Regions from separate parts of the Mus musculus genome. Here region 1 is linked to region 2. A link is a loop called in an ENCODE intact Hi-C map of the cell type or tissue named here. Cell type or tissue: gastrocnemius. All regions are shown on one strand.

Region 1 (8,000 bases), 55 kb after region 2:
GGTTTTTCTTCAAAGCCTGTAAGTCTCTCTCCCTTTGCCAAGTCTGGAAGGAATCAGCCTCCAGGACAGGAACCAGGCTGGAAGGTGCCAGATGAGAATCTCCCCAGTGTCCTCAGTGTGTGCTGACAAGAAGGCGCTCCCCTTGCCTCCCAGTCTTCTGTTGTGTTGTAAATATGAGAGGATGGGCACCTCAGACCTTCCGGTTCTCTTCAACCCTTGTATTGCATTGTTATTATTCAAACTATGATTATGATTATATATATGTATGTGTATATGTATATATATATGTGTGTGTATATGTATATATATAAGTATATACATGTATATGTGTATATATATATATATATATATATATATATATGTATGTGTGTGTGTATATATATGGGTGTTTTTCTTTTTTTCTTTGTTTCTGTTTCTGTTTTTTTTTTTTTTTTGATTATTTGTTTTTTCAAGATAGGGTTTCTCTGTATAACCCTGGCTGTCCTGGAACTTGCTCTGTTGTGGAAAATATTAATTGGGAATTTCTACTCCTTTCTGCTTTTGATCATTCAGTTTCCAGATGAAAGACACAACACCTTTACATTTATAGTAAGCCTTAACAGCACTAGAGCTGAGCAGATACCAGCCCTCTAAGCTATTTTGTCTACTTCCCTGTCAATAAAGCCCAGATGTGACTTGCCATGTTCTGCCTGGGCTGTTCTTACAATGACTGGCCCACGGCCAGTTCTTCTGATCCCTTACTCCATGGTGTCTTCCTCTCTTCTCTCTCTCCTCTTCCTCCAGCCTCTGCCTCAGACCCTAATCCCTAGAAACCAGAGATCCACTACCTCTCTTCTGCCCAGCTATAGGCATCTTTATTCAACTAATAGTTTTAAATTAAGGAGCAGGGTTACATAGCATCACTTGGTACATGAGGATTTCCTTGTCCCTGAGGCAACCAGGTCTTGGGGACCAGTATTTAGCATTATGATACATGGCAACATACCAAACCTCAACACTGGAGATCAGGCAGGTCTCAAACTCAGAGATCTACCTGCCTCTGCCTCCCCCCCCCCCCCCCCCCCCCCCCCCCCCGACCTCAAGTCCTGGGGTTAAAGTGCATCGCCACTGCCTGTTTTTTGAGCATGCATGTTTGCATACCACTTCCATGCCTGAGTAGCCAGAAAGCCATCAGTTTTCCTGGATTGGAGTTATAGACGGTGTGAGCCAGAATGTGGTGCTGAGAACCCAGTCCGAGTTGTCTGGAAGAGCAGCCAGTGTGCTCATCTCTGAGCTGTCTCTCTAGCCCTATAATTATGATTTTGGCTAAGGTTAAATTATTTTAAATTAAATGCAGGGTACAAGACACTAATCCCATTCCCCTACCTTCTCCCCACCTCAAAAAAGAAAAGAGAAGAAAAAGTCTATCAGCAGAAGCAAGCTAATTGCTGGAGGACCCTGACAGGTGAGCCACATGCTAAATGTTTTGTTTGTTTGTTTGTTTGTTTGATTGGTTTGGGCTTTTTTGGGGAGGGGTGTTGCTTATTTGTTTGTTTTGTTTTGTTTTTTGAAGCTTGCTCTGTAGACTAGGCTGGCCTTGAACTTACAGAGATATACCTGCCTCTGCCTCCGGAGTGCTATGATTAACAGTGTGAGCAGGGACTACTGGGCCCCTTCTAAGCTCCTAAATCACTCCGTTTCTCTTTTCTCCATTCCCGGACCAGGTTCCTCGGTTACCCACTGCTCCAAAGGCCCTATTCAGGCCTCAAGGTCACCTCCTGCCATTCCAGTCATCTCTGTTGAAAAGGTATTTTGTTTTAAGTTATCTACATTTCTTTGGGCAGGTATGAGCACAGTGCAGATGCCTATGGAAATCAGAAGCGCTGGGTCCCTCTGGAGCTGGAGTTGCAGGTGGTTGCTGGGAACCAAACCTCCGTTCTCTGCTCTTAACTGCTAAGACAGATTGCCAGCCCTTCCTGCTATCTTCTTAAAAACCGGTTAGGGTCAGGCACTTGGGAGGCAGAGGTAGGGAAACTGCTACGTGTTCAATACCATCCTGGGCTACATAATGAGACCCTATTTCCTCCCTCAGAGAAATACAAAGAAAAGGAATGAAAATTAGCATTATACTTTCATTCTTTCTTTTTTTTTCCATTCCTTTTTTAAAAGATTTATTTGTTTACTTTATGCATGTGAGTACACAGTCTCTATCTTCAGACACACCAGAAAAGGGCATCGGACCCCCATTACAGATGGTTGTGAGCCACCATGTGGTTGCTGGGAATTGAACTCAGGACCCCTGGAAGAACAGCCAGTGCTCTTAACCGCTGAGCCATCTCTCCAGCCCTTTTTTTACATTCTTTATTTTTCTACTTCCCCTACTAGAAGAAACATTATTTATTTGGAGTTTTGTTTTGTTTGTTCATTTGTTTGTTTGTTGAAACAGTTTGTCTCTATGTAACCTGGCTGTCCTGAAACACAACAGATTAGGTTGGTCTTGAACTCATAGAGATCCTCTTGTCTTTGCCTCTCAAGTGCTGGGATTAAAGACATTTTCCACCCCACCCAGTTTACCCCTACCTCACCCTGCACTTTTAAAGTGTGGAAGAGAGAGAGAGAGAGAGAGAGAGAGAGAGAGAGAGAGAGAGAGAGAGAGAGAGAGAGAGGGAGAGAGAGAGAGAGAGAGAGAGAGAGAGAGAGAGAGAGATGCTTCCAGGGACTCTTTATGCAAATTGATTGCTTCACTGCTCACAGCAATTCTAAGAGCTAGATGTGTGTTTGTATCAGCCTAGAAGATAATAATGGATTGTAAATTAACTAAATTGATAGAGATTGATAGTTAACATGGTCAAAAACACTGTTGAGCCCAAGTAGTGTGAATACAGACAGTCCTAGCTGCAGGGCTGTTGGCATTGTTTAACACAAAATTCCCAAGTTCCATCCCCACAGAGTCTAACTAAGCCTGAGAGAACAAGCAGGGTCGATTTTTAACTGCACTTTCCATGGACCACGCTTTGAAAACTCTCATCTTTTCTTCTAGCAAAAGTCTTTCCTATGCCTCTGATCCCTCTTCCCCAAGGAGCTTGCTTTCCACTCTGGCTGGGAATGCTGATGCTCTGAAGCCTGACGTACGCCCCCTGGTGGTCAGAGACGAAAGATCAGGAGGATAGCCAGTAGGATCCCTGGTCAACAGGACAAATTACCAATATTCTAGAATTACATTCAGCCAGTGATCCCCTGCCAGCAGTAAGCCAATGTCACACACAATATACCTTACAGAAACAAGGCTTCATACGACAGATCCTCCAGGGTGGCTGTCCACCTGTTTTGTTTTTGTTTTTGTTTTTTTTTAATCTATAGATAGATTCATTCCAAGCTGCATGTGGGCAAACTGTTCTCTGGTCCAGTTATCTGTATCTTACAACATGGGGCTCTAGATTCTAGGACTTTACAGAAATGCAAAGATGAGACAAGTTCTCAAGTAGCCTAGGTTGATCTCCACCTCCAGGCTGGGATTACAAGCATGTAACACCTCTCCCCACAAGAGAAAGATTCTCATATATACCTCAGGCTAACATGGAGCTTAAGATCCTCCTGCCTCGGGATTACAGATGTGTGCCATTTTGCCTGGCCTCACATCAGTCTTAAATCATTTACCTTAAAAAGAAAAAGTGCCAAGCAGTGGTGGTGCATGCCTGTAATCTCAGCACTCCAGAGGCAGAGGTAAGCAGATCTCTGTGAGTTCCTGGTCTACGGAATGAGTTCCAGATCAGCCTGGTCTGCAGAGTGAGTTCTAGGGTAGCCAAGGCTACACAAAAAACCCTGTCTCAAGAAAGAAAGAAAGAGAAAGAAAGAAAGAAGGAAAGAAAGAAAGGAAGGAAGAAAGGAGGGAGGGAGGGAGGAAGGAAGGAAGGAAGGAAGGAAGGAAGGAAGGAAGGAAGGAAAGCTGGAGAGGCGGCTCAGTGGTTAAGAGCACTGGCTATTCTTCTAGAGATCCTGAGTTCAAATCCCAGCAACAACATGGTGACTCACAACTCTGTAATGGGATCTGATGCCTTCTTCTGGTGTGCAGGAAAACAGAACACTCATATATGTAAAATAAACAAATAAACCTTAAAAGAAAAAAAAAAAAAAGACCAGGGCTGGAGGTTAGGAGCACTGACTGCTCTTCTTAGAGGCCCTGAGTTCAATTCCCACCAACCACATGGTGGTTCACAACCATCTGTAATGGGAGCTGATGCCCTCTTCTGGTGTGTCTGAAGAGACCAACAGTATACTCACGTACATTAAATAAATAAATCTTTAGAAAAAAAACAACAACAATTTCAATGCAGTTGAGGAACAAGACATGTAGTAGTTCTGAGTCCTCTGTGACGTATGGACCTCAAAGTCATGTGTGAGTGCAAATGTGTCAGTATGGGTTAAAACTCTGTTCACAGTCTATAAAAAGTGAGTGTGCAGCTTACCCAGCTATTCCATTCCTGTGTATCTCACAAAAAGCTGTACATACCCCCTATGTGAACCTGAAACACAGAGGGTTTCTACCAATTCTGTGAATGACAGCTACAAAGTAAGGAAGTGCCCAAGTTAGCACTTCTCAACCCGTGGGTTGGTCCCTTTGGGGGTCAAAGGGCCCTTTTATGGGGGTTGCATCTCAGAGATGCTGCCTGTCAGACATTTACAACAGTAGCAAAATTACAGTTATGAAGTAGCAACAGAATATTCTGTGACTGTGGATCACAATAATAGGAGGAACTATTTTAAAGGGTCACAGCATTAGGAAGGCTGAGAACAGGTGGCAGCTCTGGAATAAGGCTTTTGTAGGCCACGGTACCATCCAGCAATGAGAGGATACAAAGCCCGGCTTCATACAACAACACGGCAGAGCTTGTACATACAGCTGTGAGAAAAATGAGTCCAGCACTGAAGAGTCAATATGCTTGTGACACGCAGGCAAAATACAAATAGCTAAAAGGAACCTACAGCGCCAGAATGGAATAGGAGCTGGCTTTCTGTGGTGAGACTGGAGGCTCCTGCAGAGGTCTCAGCAGGATGCTGGGTAAGCTCCCTGAGTTGATCTCAGTGTATTCCATAAAATCTTGTCTGATTATTCGTTCATAATTTGTGCAATTTTGTGCTTATATATTTTTAAAATAGGGTAGTTAAAATTTCTTGGTGGGGGCTGGTGAGATGGCTCAGTGGGTAAGAGCACCTGACTGCTCTTCCGAAGGTCAGGAGTTCAAATCCCAGCAACCACATGGTGGCTCACAACCATCTGTAACAAGATCTGACTCCCTCTTCTGGAGTGTCTGAAGACAGCTACAGTGTACTTACATATAATAAATAAATAAATCTTAAAAAAAAAATATATATATATATAAAAAAAAAAAATTTCTTGGTGGGAGGTGGTCATGGTGGTACACACCTGTAATCCCAAGAGGTAGGATACAGAGGCAGGAGAATCATGAGTTCAAGGTCAACTAGCTAAAGTAGGAGACCTTATCTCAAACAACTACCACCAAGCCAAACAAACAAAAAACTCCTCTAGGTAGGGCAATGCCCAGAACTGTCTTATCATCAGCTGAAGCCCAGAGTCCCTTCGGGTATCAGAATCAGAAATGTAATGCTCCTCTAGGGAGGTAAGATGTGACCTCAGACCAGGAGCTGGATCCAGATATCCTGCTCAAAGCCAGCCACAAAAGGATTGTCCTGAAGATAAGGCCGATTCCAGAAACACTGTCCTGCTGGGCTATGGAACAGAGCAGAAGAGCAAGGTGTCTGCCAGAGTCTGTGGGATGAATAGTCAGGGCTCTAGCATTGTGCCAATATCAGAGGTTTACCTGAGCACACACTAGACCTCCTGAGAATGCCTGGCTGAGAGGTTGGTCAGTCAAAGCTCTTCAGCGGCGATACGGAGAGGTCAAATGGTAAAATACAGAAGCCCAAAATAGACTTGCTGGGAATTTCCCAAAACCTAGAGATGAACATGACCTGACCCACTAAAGAAACAAATGAGAAAAGAACCCAATACCTTTGGATCCTGGTAGTTCATACCTGCGATTTCAGGACTCAGAATGCTGAGGCAGGGGGATTCCTGTGTGTCTGAAGCCAGCCTAAGCTCCCTGGTGAGATCTTCCCTCACATAAAGACACAAGTATCATGACAGGGTGAAACATGCAATGAATGAGAAAATTCATTACATGGCTTCTACAGCCAATAGGGCAAGCACAAAAGATGTTTCTGAGTGAAAATGAATTTAAAATAAATGCTGAGGACCAATGGTAGGATGTTTATTTAGACTTCCTTCATGAGTCTGCCTTAGCCTTTCACCTGTGTCCACTTCAGCAAAGTATAAGACCTGGGTTGATTCCTAGTACTTCAGAATAATAGAGGATGGATGGATAGAGAGATGAGTTAGACTGGTGCATGATAGATAGACAGGCCATTTAAAATGACCAAATTGCATATAGGAAGGAATTGTATAGTAATGAGATATCATGTAGGAATATGTGTGTAACTGCTTTTAATGATTAATGTTTTAAACCCCCTTCTAGGCCACCAGACATAGTGGTGGGGGGAAAGGTTCTTTGGAGCAAATCCCATCTGTGTTGACAAGAAATCAGCAGTTTAGTTCACAGGTCAGCAGAGGCAGTTCCTCCACTTGAAAACACTTCACGGATATAACAGCAGTCCAGTTCAGTAGTGTCAGGACAGCAGCAGTGGTGGCACGACCTAGCAGGAACAGTCAGGCTTCAGTTGAATCGGCATGAGTTAGCAGGAGGAACCAGGATCACCAAGAATGCCAAGAGAAGTTCTCAGCTGTGCCTCTTTCAGCCAATCAAAGATCAGTGAAGACTCGAGACCAACAAGAATTGCTCAGGTAGCTCTATAAGCAAGCCCTTCTCACGGCCGTTGAGTCCTATTTACACTCCCTCCAAACATCACATGTCCTCCCTGGGTCTTGCCTTAGCACTTGAGGCTGCATTAGCTGACATCACTCTGCCAATCAGCCTGAGTCTGCAGAACTAGCAAGAAACTGCAACATACCACCAGAAGGGGTTTTTTGGTGTGTGTTTCTCTCTAGGAAGTTCAGAATCCAGACAAATGGAGCTGAACTATGCAATGCAAGGTGGACCAATACATGTATGTCATTTACTTAGCGAAGAATCCTTTGTCATGTGTCCTTTTTCATGCTTGTTTTAGCAGAACATCCTTTCACCTGTGTCCACTTCAGCAAAATGTTCCTTTATGTGTCTGTTTTAGCAAAACATTCTTTCACTTCTGTCTGCTTTAGGAAAACACTCCTTCCCATGTTTGCCCATTCAAAACACCATCCAACACAACTGACTTTCCAAATAACACTAAGTTTGCACTTTATATGTGTTTGAAAAAGAACTACATATGGAACTGGGGAGATAGTCCAGTCAATAGAGCGCTTGCCTTGTGAACATGAGGACCTGAATTCAAATCCCTAACACACTCATTTCACAGGAACACACACAACCCATACATGGTTCAGAATGCAGGAATAGAGGCCAGGGTGTGACTCAAGAATAGAGTGCATAGCCAGGCATGGTGGCACAGGCCTTTAATCCCAGCACTTGGGAGGCAGAGACAGGCAGATTTCTGAGTTCAAGGCCAGCCTGGTCTACAGAGTGAGTTCCAGGACAGCCAGGGTGATTCAGAGGAACCCTGTCTTGAAAAAACAAACAAACAAACAAACAAACAAACAGAATAGAGTGCTTGTCTATCATGTTCCAGGTCCTGGGTCAACCACAGAGCTACACACACATACTCACACACACACACACACACACACACACACACACACACACAAGCAAGACTAGGGGTCAAGAAGCAGAGAATTACAAGTGGGAGATACAAAGTAATATTATGCATTGCAGTTAATGCATACTAAGGAATGTATACTTAGTAAGTATACTTAGACAAGCTAGGGCTACATTCTAGGACATTGTCTTAGTCAGGGTTTCTATTCCTGCACAAACATCATGACCAAGAAG
Region 2 (8,000 bases):
AAGTCACTCTTCTGGTTATTGGTGCTGGGGGCATACTTAATTTTATATCTTCCTGAAAGACTTACTCAAAGCTATCCTACTCTCTAACACCAAGCACACAGTAGGTATTCAGCAAGCCACTGGATTTACCCAACTCATCTAGAAGGTACAGTAATAAGCTGGATGGAATGGGAAAGAGGATATCCACAGGGGGCCAAAACTTTAGTGCTCTGCATTGCTGTGCTGTTCAATCGATGAGGTGAGAGGTCCTTGGCCCTGTAGAGAGCTGAGTAGAGCCATGGGAAGCCAGATGGGAAGTTGGAGGAGGCGGGGGAAGCTGGCCCTGCAGCTAGTAGTGCTACATGTGTAACATCCCACGGGGAATGCTATGGGGAAACACAGTCTGGTTCTTTTCCATCTCTGGAGAACTGTCCTTTGAGCAGGCATGGGTAGAATGTTTGTTATGGTAACCTATCACTCGCCCACTCCTGGACTCTGCTTAGAGACGAGGCACATACAAGGATGGGTGAGTGGCAGTGACTTAGCTTCTGACTTCCCCTCCCCAAAAAACATGACCAGCAGAGGAAAGAACAAATACACCCCAACAGTCATAACTGAAGTACGAGTGCGCTCCTCCAGCACGGGCACAAGGAAGCTCTGGGAAGGCTCAGAGGGTGAGAACTTCTCTTGGTGAGGGGTCAGCCACACAGGGTGCAGTTTGGAGCCAGGCCATGAAAGAGAGGGGGGTTTATTTATTTATTTTTTATTCATCCATAAAAAGAGAGGGGCTTTATTTGTTTTTCGTCTATTTATCTGGGGGACAGGGTCTCACTATAATAGTACTCCAGGCTGGCCTCCAACTCACAGTGACCTTACTCAGACACACAAGTGCTGTTATTTTTTTTTTAAAGATTTATTTATTGATTATATGTAAGTACACTGTAGCTGTCTTCAGACACTCCAGAAGAGGGAGTCAGATCTCATTATGGATGGCTGTGAGCCACCATGTGGTTGCTGGGATTTGAACTCTGGACCTTCGGAAGAGCAGTCGGGTGCTCTTACCCACTGAGCCATCTCACCAGCCCACAAGTGCTGTTATTACACATAGTAGGTTTATCAGAAAATACATAGGGTGGAAACACTAAAACTGAGGTTCTCCTTAAAACTTTAAGGAGAGCATGTTCCCCTGCTCCAGCTGTCCCTCGTTCCTCCTGAAGATCTTGTAAATAAATATATATGTATATACATATATATGTGCATACACCACACACACACACACACACACACACACACACACACACACACACACACGTTTAGTTGGGCATGTTGGCCCACGACTTTAGTTCCTGCACTCAGGAGGCAGAGGCAGGTTCCAGGCCGGTCTGGTCTACAGAGTGAGTTCCAGACCAGGCAGAGATACACAGTGAGTCCCTGTCTTTAAACAAATAAATAGCATTTGTGTGTGTGTGTGTGTGTGTGCTCAGTCCATCAGGCTGAGATGGCTCAGTGGGTAAAGGTACTTGCCACCACGTTGGACAATCTGAGTTTGATCCCAGAATCCACAAGACGGAGAGAAGCGAATCCACAAACTCTCATTCATGTGTGCTGTAGCATGTTCATGCTTAACACACACATACAAATAACAGTAAGTAAATGTGAAAGAGTCTATAGGGTTGCAACACGGCTCAGCAGTTAGGAACGCTGACTGCTCCTCCAGAGGACCCAGGTTCAATTCTCAGCATCCACATGGTAGTTCACAACCATCTTTAACTCCAGTTCCATGGGATCTGGTGCCCTCACACAGACATACATGCAAGTAAAATACCAATGCACATAAAATAAAAATAGTTACAAAAAGAATCTACTGACACTCTTTTCATAAATGAGTACCAACGACATGTTTGTATTACTAATTTACAGTACCTAATAAAACAAATGGAACTTGTTGTTTAGGGAAGTTTAGGGAGCCCTGTTTCAAGCACTCAGCCCTAAGGACTTGGGAGAGACCACAGAACTTCTGCTTCCTGGGTAGGGGAGCGCCAGCCACCAATCGTGACAGGTGCACCCCATCAGAGGACGGCTGAGGTTCCTCAACAGCAGCTTTAAACACAGCATTTACAGAAAACGCTTTAGCAGGGGTGTCTCCATATTTTAATGACACTAAGTGATCAAGAGATACTGAAAGGGAAGCAGCCAAACTCCTTAAAGAAGCCGAGAGATGACCTCAAGAGGGTGAGGGCTGGTAAGTGGAAACCTGTACTGTCCGAAAAGTCCACACACGGGCAGCCGTAGTGGCCAAATCGGCCTCAGACCTGACTATCACTGCACTTCCTGTTCCGCCTAGCCGCCAGCGCATGGGTGGAGCCAGGTTCAGCGCATGCGCTAGGAACTCAAGAGCCACTCCGCCCTGCAGTGTCCCCAGATTTTCCGGCAGAGGGCAGCCTTCCCCTTCTCATGGACCTGCTGGCACAGCCAAGGCTGCAGATTTCACCTCTGGTGGACCCGCCCCCAGAAAGCGTCCTGGGGAGCTGAGGCTTCAGGGGGGCTGCAGCAGCAAGATGGCCTCTCACTTTACCCAGGAGAGAGATGGCAATGGAGGTGCAAAAATGCGCTGGGCGCCTATATTTTTTTTCATTACTAACTTATCCTTTGTACCTGAAATAGCACCAACACGTAGATGTTTACTAAGTGTTTACTGATGGAAAAGTGAATGAATGAATACCTGAGTTTATAGTTCAAAGATTTAAGCCACGTCTTGAGTTTTATAGTGGCGAGCGGCCTCAGACAAGCAGTAAGTGGAGTCAGTGGGCATAGGGAGGGCAGTCACAGATCTCTGTCCCAAAGACTCAAGGATCGGCCACTCCGGCCCTCCATTCCACCAGACTGCAGTTTTACACATCCAAAGGTTTGCTCAGAACCCTGTGTACGAGCGCACCATTTTTTTCTGCTCTACAAGAACAGGTGTCTACCCCCAAAAACTAAACCGTCAGATCCTGGATACATAGAAAGACTACCTGATTGGTGGCTCCGGGGGTACCGTTTCTCTTTGGGGATTCTCAGTCCCTGGGGATTTCCTCTGGCTCTGGGGATTTCCAAACTGCCTCTGCCTTTCCAATTTTCCACAAGGCCCAAAGCCCAGGACCTGTCTTGACGGTTTCACCAGGCTCTGCCTCAAATCTCAGGGAGACTTGGGTCTGAGTCTACTAATTACACCGCATTCACTATATTCACATCCCATCCTGTCTGGCTGACATTCGAGAACAAGCACAATGAAGCACTGTGTTCTTTTCATATAAACGACCGCTTTTCTCTATTTCCACAGAAGAATAAAGGAAAACCAGCTTAAGGGCTGGCCACACTGATTTAATAAAGCCCAAGGAAGGTCTTCCAGGGTGTGAAAGCTGGCATCCTCATTCTTAAAGGCAGAGAGGCTCCTTCAGGCACTCTCAGGTTCCCCTAAACAGAGGCGGGGGGTAGGGGGGCACACAGATCCTGTATTTGAAGATCTGTGTGCTCACTTCTTGAGGACCTTCCTGGGCCTGTTTCTAGAACCCTTTGAAGTAACAACAAAGCCAGCCCAGTCCCCACAGAAGCAGGAAGAGGTTTCTGCTTTGCCTACCTGGTCTCCGCCCCCACCCCCACGTGCAGAGCCCGCCAAACCCACTGGGCTTGTGAGCACCTGTGTGTTACCAAGCTGGGCAAGAGTCGCATTTGGCAAGGCGGGGAAATACTGCCATAGTGTGGTGGCACATTGCCAGGGACCTCTTGTCTCTAGGGCATCAGGATTCCAGAGTTGGTGAAGTGGGGAAATTGCCAGAGAACAAACCTTCCTTCCTGACAGGAAGGAGAAATGCCACCAGGCTCAGCCTGGGGAGGCGGGTGGGGGGAGCTCTCTGCAGAAGGAGATAAGAAGTAAGAACTGCTTCCCCGCCCCCACCCCACACTTCTAGGAGCCATCTGGAGCTGTAGTGTTCCACACAGTAGCCACTGGCCACGAAAGCAATTTAAATTTAAGTTACATTAAAAATACCAGGGATATTTTGTATTAAATTAAAATCAAGTAAAATGTAAAGTTCTGCTTCTCTGTTGCACAAGCCAGGTTCCAAGTGTTCAGAGGCCACGTGACCACAGGACATTTCTATTTTGCAGTGTGTTCTGTTGGTCAGTTCTGGCCCAGGAGGTCCCCCTCCAGGCTGCTTAAGGTCACTCTTGGCCAAGCGTCCTTCAGAGGGTGTCCCTGACTTGCTGCTGTCCTCCCCCGCCCCTGCCCACAGTCTGCTTACACCCTTGTCCCATGTGTGGAGTCTTGTTCCCTGGGCCTCAAAAAGAAATGGGGGAGAGAGAGCAGTCACAATTAGCATCCAGCCAATGAGCAGAAGCCAGATGCCACAGGGCTGGAAGGAGACTGAAGGAAAGCCAGCCTCCACCCCAAGGCGCCCCGGCTTGGGAGAAAGCCCCTCAGCCCAGCACAATCCGCCCTTGTTTCCACAGTCCTCGGGCCAGCACTGGGTAAGATGTCTGGAATGTAGCGGCCTGAGGGTTTCCCACCAGAGCACTGGCTGCAGGACTCCCAGAAAGGGGCCTAAGCAAAACCTTCAAGGTTCATTTCAAGGGCAAATAAAGTCAATGAAGTCACCTTGTCCCTGGCTGGCCAGGACTTCGGCCATGGGGTACTGACGGCCAAACTGGACATCTCCCTCTAGACAGCCTCATGGGACAAAATGAGGGTGAGGACAACGGACTCTGGGTACCTGCTGCAGTGACGCAGACAAGCCCTACTAAGCCTGGTTACATAGAAGAGTGAGACCACTGAGCGGGTCTGACTGGTAGCACATCCTACCACAGGGCCTGGAAATTTTCTCAGGGAAATCCACAGAAGAGTCTGCACAAACTCCTGTGTGTGGTAAGGATGACACCAGGAGATAGCAGGTGAGAGCTGCCTTTAAATCCTGCGCCTCTCTTCTTGCTTAGCCTTACTGGAGATGGCTGCTGGGAGCAAGACAGGCATGAAGACAGTTGACAACAAAGAGCAGAGTAAGCTTATCAACTGGAAAACAAACAGAAGACCTGGAGCTCAAAGGCACTGGTCCCAGACAGACAGAGAAAACTCAGCACGGTTTGAAGAGCGGGAGTGAAACTATAAAGAGCAGGCTGGAGCTCAGGGCAAGCTGTCCATGCTCAGAGGGACCCTGAGGAAGCTCAGGCTGCTTCCCCAGCTCCACTGGAAGGACACTGTGGGAAAAGGCACTACCCCGAGGACACGAGCAAAGAACACGCAGCTGCGTCCTTAACTGGAACAGAGCCTGCAGCACTTCTGCACACAGATGGTCTCACTCCAGACACCAAGCACTTCCTGGGGTTCAGAAGTGGATTGACGAGGGTGCTGCTCTCTCTCTGGAGCCCCGAATGATCGTCATCCCCACAGTCATCCCCACAGTCCTGGTCCCACCTGCTACAGTTTCAGTTAGCCACAGTCAACTGCAGTCCAAAACAACTTAATGGCAAATTCTAGAAACAAAGGATTCATCAGGTTTCTCATTTGATGATTTTGTTTTGTTTTTCTTTTCTTTTGTTTTGTTTTAATACAGGGTCTCATGTAGCCCAGGCTGGCATCAAATTTGCTATGTAATTCAAGGTGATCTTGAATTCCTGTTTCTCCTCCTCCACTCCCTAAGTGGTGGGATTCCTGGTATTGATCACGGCATGTGGACATTTGTAAGCTTTATTACAATGTTCGGTTAGGATTATTTTATCTTGCTGTTACTGTTAACCTCTTACTGTACTTAATTTATGAATTAAAATTTACCGTAAATACCCATGTACAGGACATAGTATATGTAGGTGTTGGGCATCCACTTTAGGTCTATTACCCTTTGAGGTGATGGGAACCACTTTAATAGTTTTTGAGGCGCTATTCAAAGTGATTTTAAATGCACTATGTCTGTCAGCCCTCACAACACTTATAAGCACCATTATTACTCTTGTTTTATAGCAGAGGGAAATAAGGCCCAGAGAGATGAAAGAATCTGCCCAAGGTCACTCAGCCGGAGGCAAGCCAGCCGAAAGCCACACATCACCCAAAATGTTACCAAAGCCATACATCAGTCCTGATGTCTGAGCCCTTCCCTCTGAGCTGCCTTCCTCTTCTTGTCCCAGATGAGCTGGGAGCGGCTCCTACAGACAGAACCAGCCCCTCACCAATCCCTATACGCACACATCTGCTTCTAAGGCAGCAGTACAAGCTGCAGGCAGGGGAGTTTTGAAAATGGGTGGGGGCTGGTGAGATGGCTCAGTGGGTAAGAGCACCCGACTGCTCTTCCGAAGGTCTGGAGTTCAAATCCCAGCAACCACATGGTGGCTCACAACCATCTGTAACAAGATCTGACGCCCTCTTCTGGAGTGTTGGAAGACAGCTACAGTGTAGTTACATATAATAAGTAAATAAATCTTTAAAAAAAAAAAAAAAGAAAAAAAGAAAATGGGTGGGACAAAAAGAGAACCCAGTACAGATTAGTTTACCCCTCCCCCATTCTTACTCTTTTAATAAGTTGAGCACTTTTAAATTTCTTTTTAATTTTCTTATGTATATGAGTGTCTTGTCTGTATAGATGTATGAGGTCAGAAGAGGGTGTTAGCATCCCTGGAATTGGAGTTATAGATGTGAGCCATCATAAGACCATCACAGGAAACGAACTCTGATCCTTTGCTAGAACAAGGGTTCTGGGTTTTTCAGAAGTTTTTATTACTTTTATGTATATGAGTACTCTGTTGCTGTCTTCAGATACACCAGAAAAGGGCATCAGATCTCATTACAGATGGTTGTGATCTACCATGTGGTTGCTGGGAATTGAACTCAGGACCTCTGGAAGAGCAGTCAATGCTCTGAGTCATCTCTCCAGCTCCAGAACAAGTATTCTTTTTTTTCTTTCTTTCTTTCTTTTGGTTTTTCAAGACAGGGTTTCTCTATGTAGCCCTGGCTGTCCTGGACCAGGCTGGCCTTGAACTCAGAAATCCACCTGCCTCTGCCTCCCAAGTACTGGGATTAAAGGCATGTGCCACCACTGCCCGGCCAGAACAAGTATTCTTAACCACTGAGTCATCTTTCCCCTCCAGCCTTTTGTTTTTGTTTTTAGTTGTCTTTGTGCTTGTTTGTTTTTTGAAGCAAGGTCTTATGTAGCCCAGGCTGACCTCAAAGTTGCTATGTAGCTGATGCTAAACTTGAACTCCTGATTCTTTTGCCTCCAACTCCCAAGTGATATGATAGATTACAGATGTACGCCACACGCAGCAAGATCCCTCTTCCAATGGCAGAGAAGAGACACCAACAGTGGAAGAAAACTCAGCCAGCTGAGTGAAGTGGAAACACTCAGCCCTGCCTTCTCTGGGACCCCCTCCTCTGCTCTGAAGCCATGCTGAAGGAAGTACTGGAGGCTAAGAGCAAAAACATTTTCCACATGTGTATTCGTGTTTTGTCTCCACATTTGTATGTGCACTACATGTGTGCCTGCTGCTCATGGAGGCCGGAGGAGGGCACTAGGTCTCCTGGAATTGGGGTTACAGTGGTTGTAAGCTTGTGTGAGATGCTAGAAACCAAGCCCAGGTCCTCTGCAAGGGTTACAGGGGCAGTCCCTAGGTCATTCTCACACTAGAGTCCTGCCAGAATCTAGTGGAGCATGAGCTAGCAAAAGTGTCTAAGCTAACACTGAGGGGTCTCCATGTGCCTGTGCAGTGTGCTTTGCTCCCACCAGCTAGGGAACGGGCATTTCAGGTGGGGATCAGGCTGGCACCCCTCACTTTCTCCAGTCCCCACAACCTAAACAAGAAACTCCTGTCATCCCGAAGTCCTGAGGTCAGACTCGAGGCCACAGTACATGGGACAGTGCCAGGCACAGATCAGTGCTGTGGGGAACAGGGCTGTTTGCTGTTCACTGGATTCCAGGAAGGCAGACCACAGCAGTGTGCGCCCATCCCCACCCCCACCCTACCCCCAGCACACCCTGTCTCAAACACCATAGCCCAGT

What was found. A loop is a pair of places that touch in the nucleus more often than their neighbours do. Peaks named below come from ENCODE experiments on the same cell type or tissue, not always from the same donor. Only the 100,000 strongest peaks of a DNase experiment are listed, where the experiment ranks them.
Region 1: a loop joins it to region 2, with 5 times the contacts of the local background. A loop is called at or near these places in 21 of 42 quality-filtered maps.

Annotation. Positions count from the first base shown.
Region 1 is chr11:77,732,588-77,740,587 of GRCm38, reverse strand. No RefSeq gene overlaps it. Among named protein-coding and RNA genes, the nearest start is that of Cryba1, 11 kb to the right of the region's middle. In gastrocnemius, a CTCF peak has its summit at 3,123 (motif pointing left); a DNase peak (open chromatin) is centred at 3,118.
Region 2 is chr11:77,787,768-77,795,767 of GRCm38, reverse strand. The region is part of intron 1 of Myo18a (myosin XVIIIA); the gene reads right to left. It overlaps Gm10277, which reads left to right and starts at 7,146. Exons shown (of 1, transcript XM_030246464.1): 1 at 7,146-8,000. In gastrocnemius, no CTCF peak of the experiment used is centred here; DNase peaks (open chromatin) are centred at 2,390 and 3,710; H3K4me3 peaks cover 1,086 bases; H3K27ac peaks cover 4,632 bases.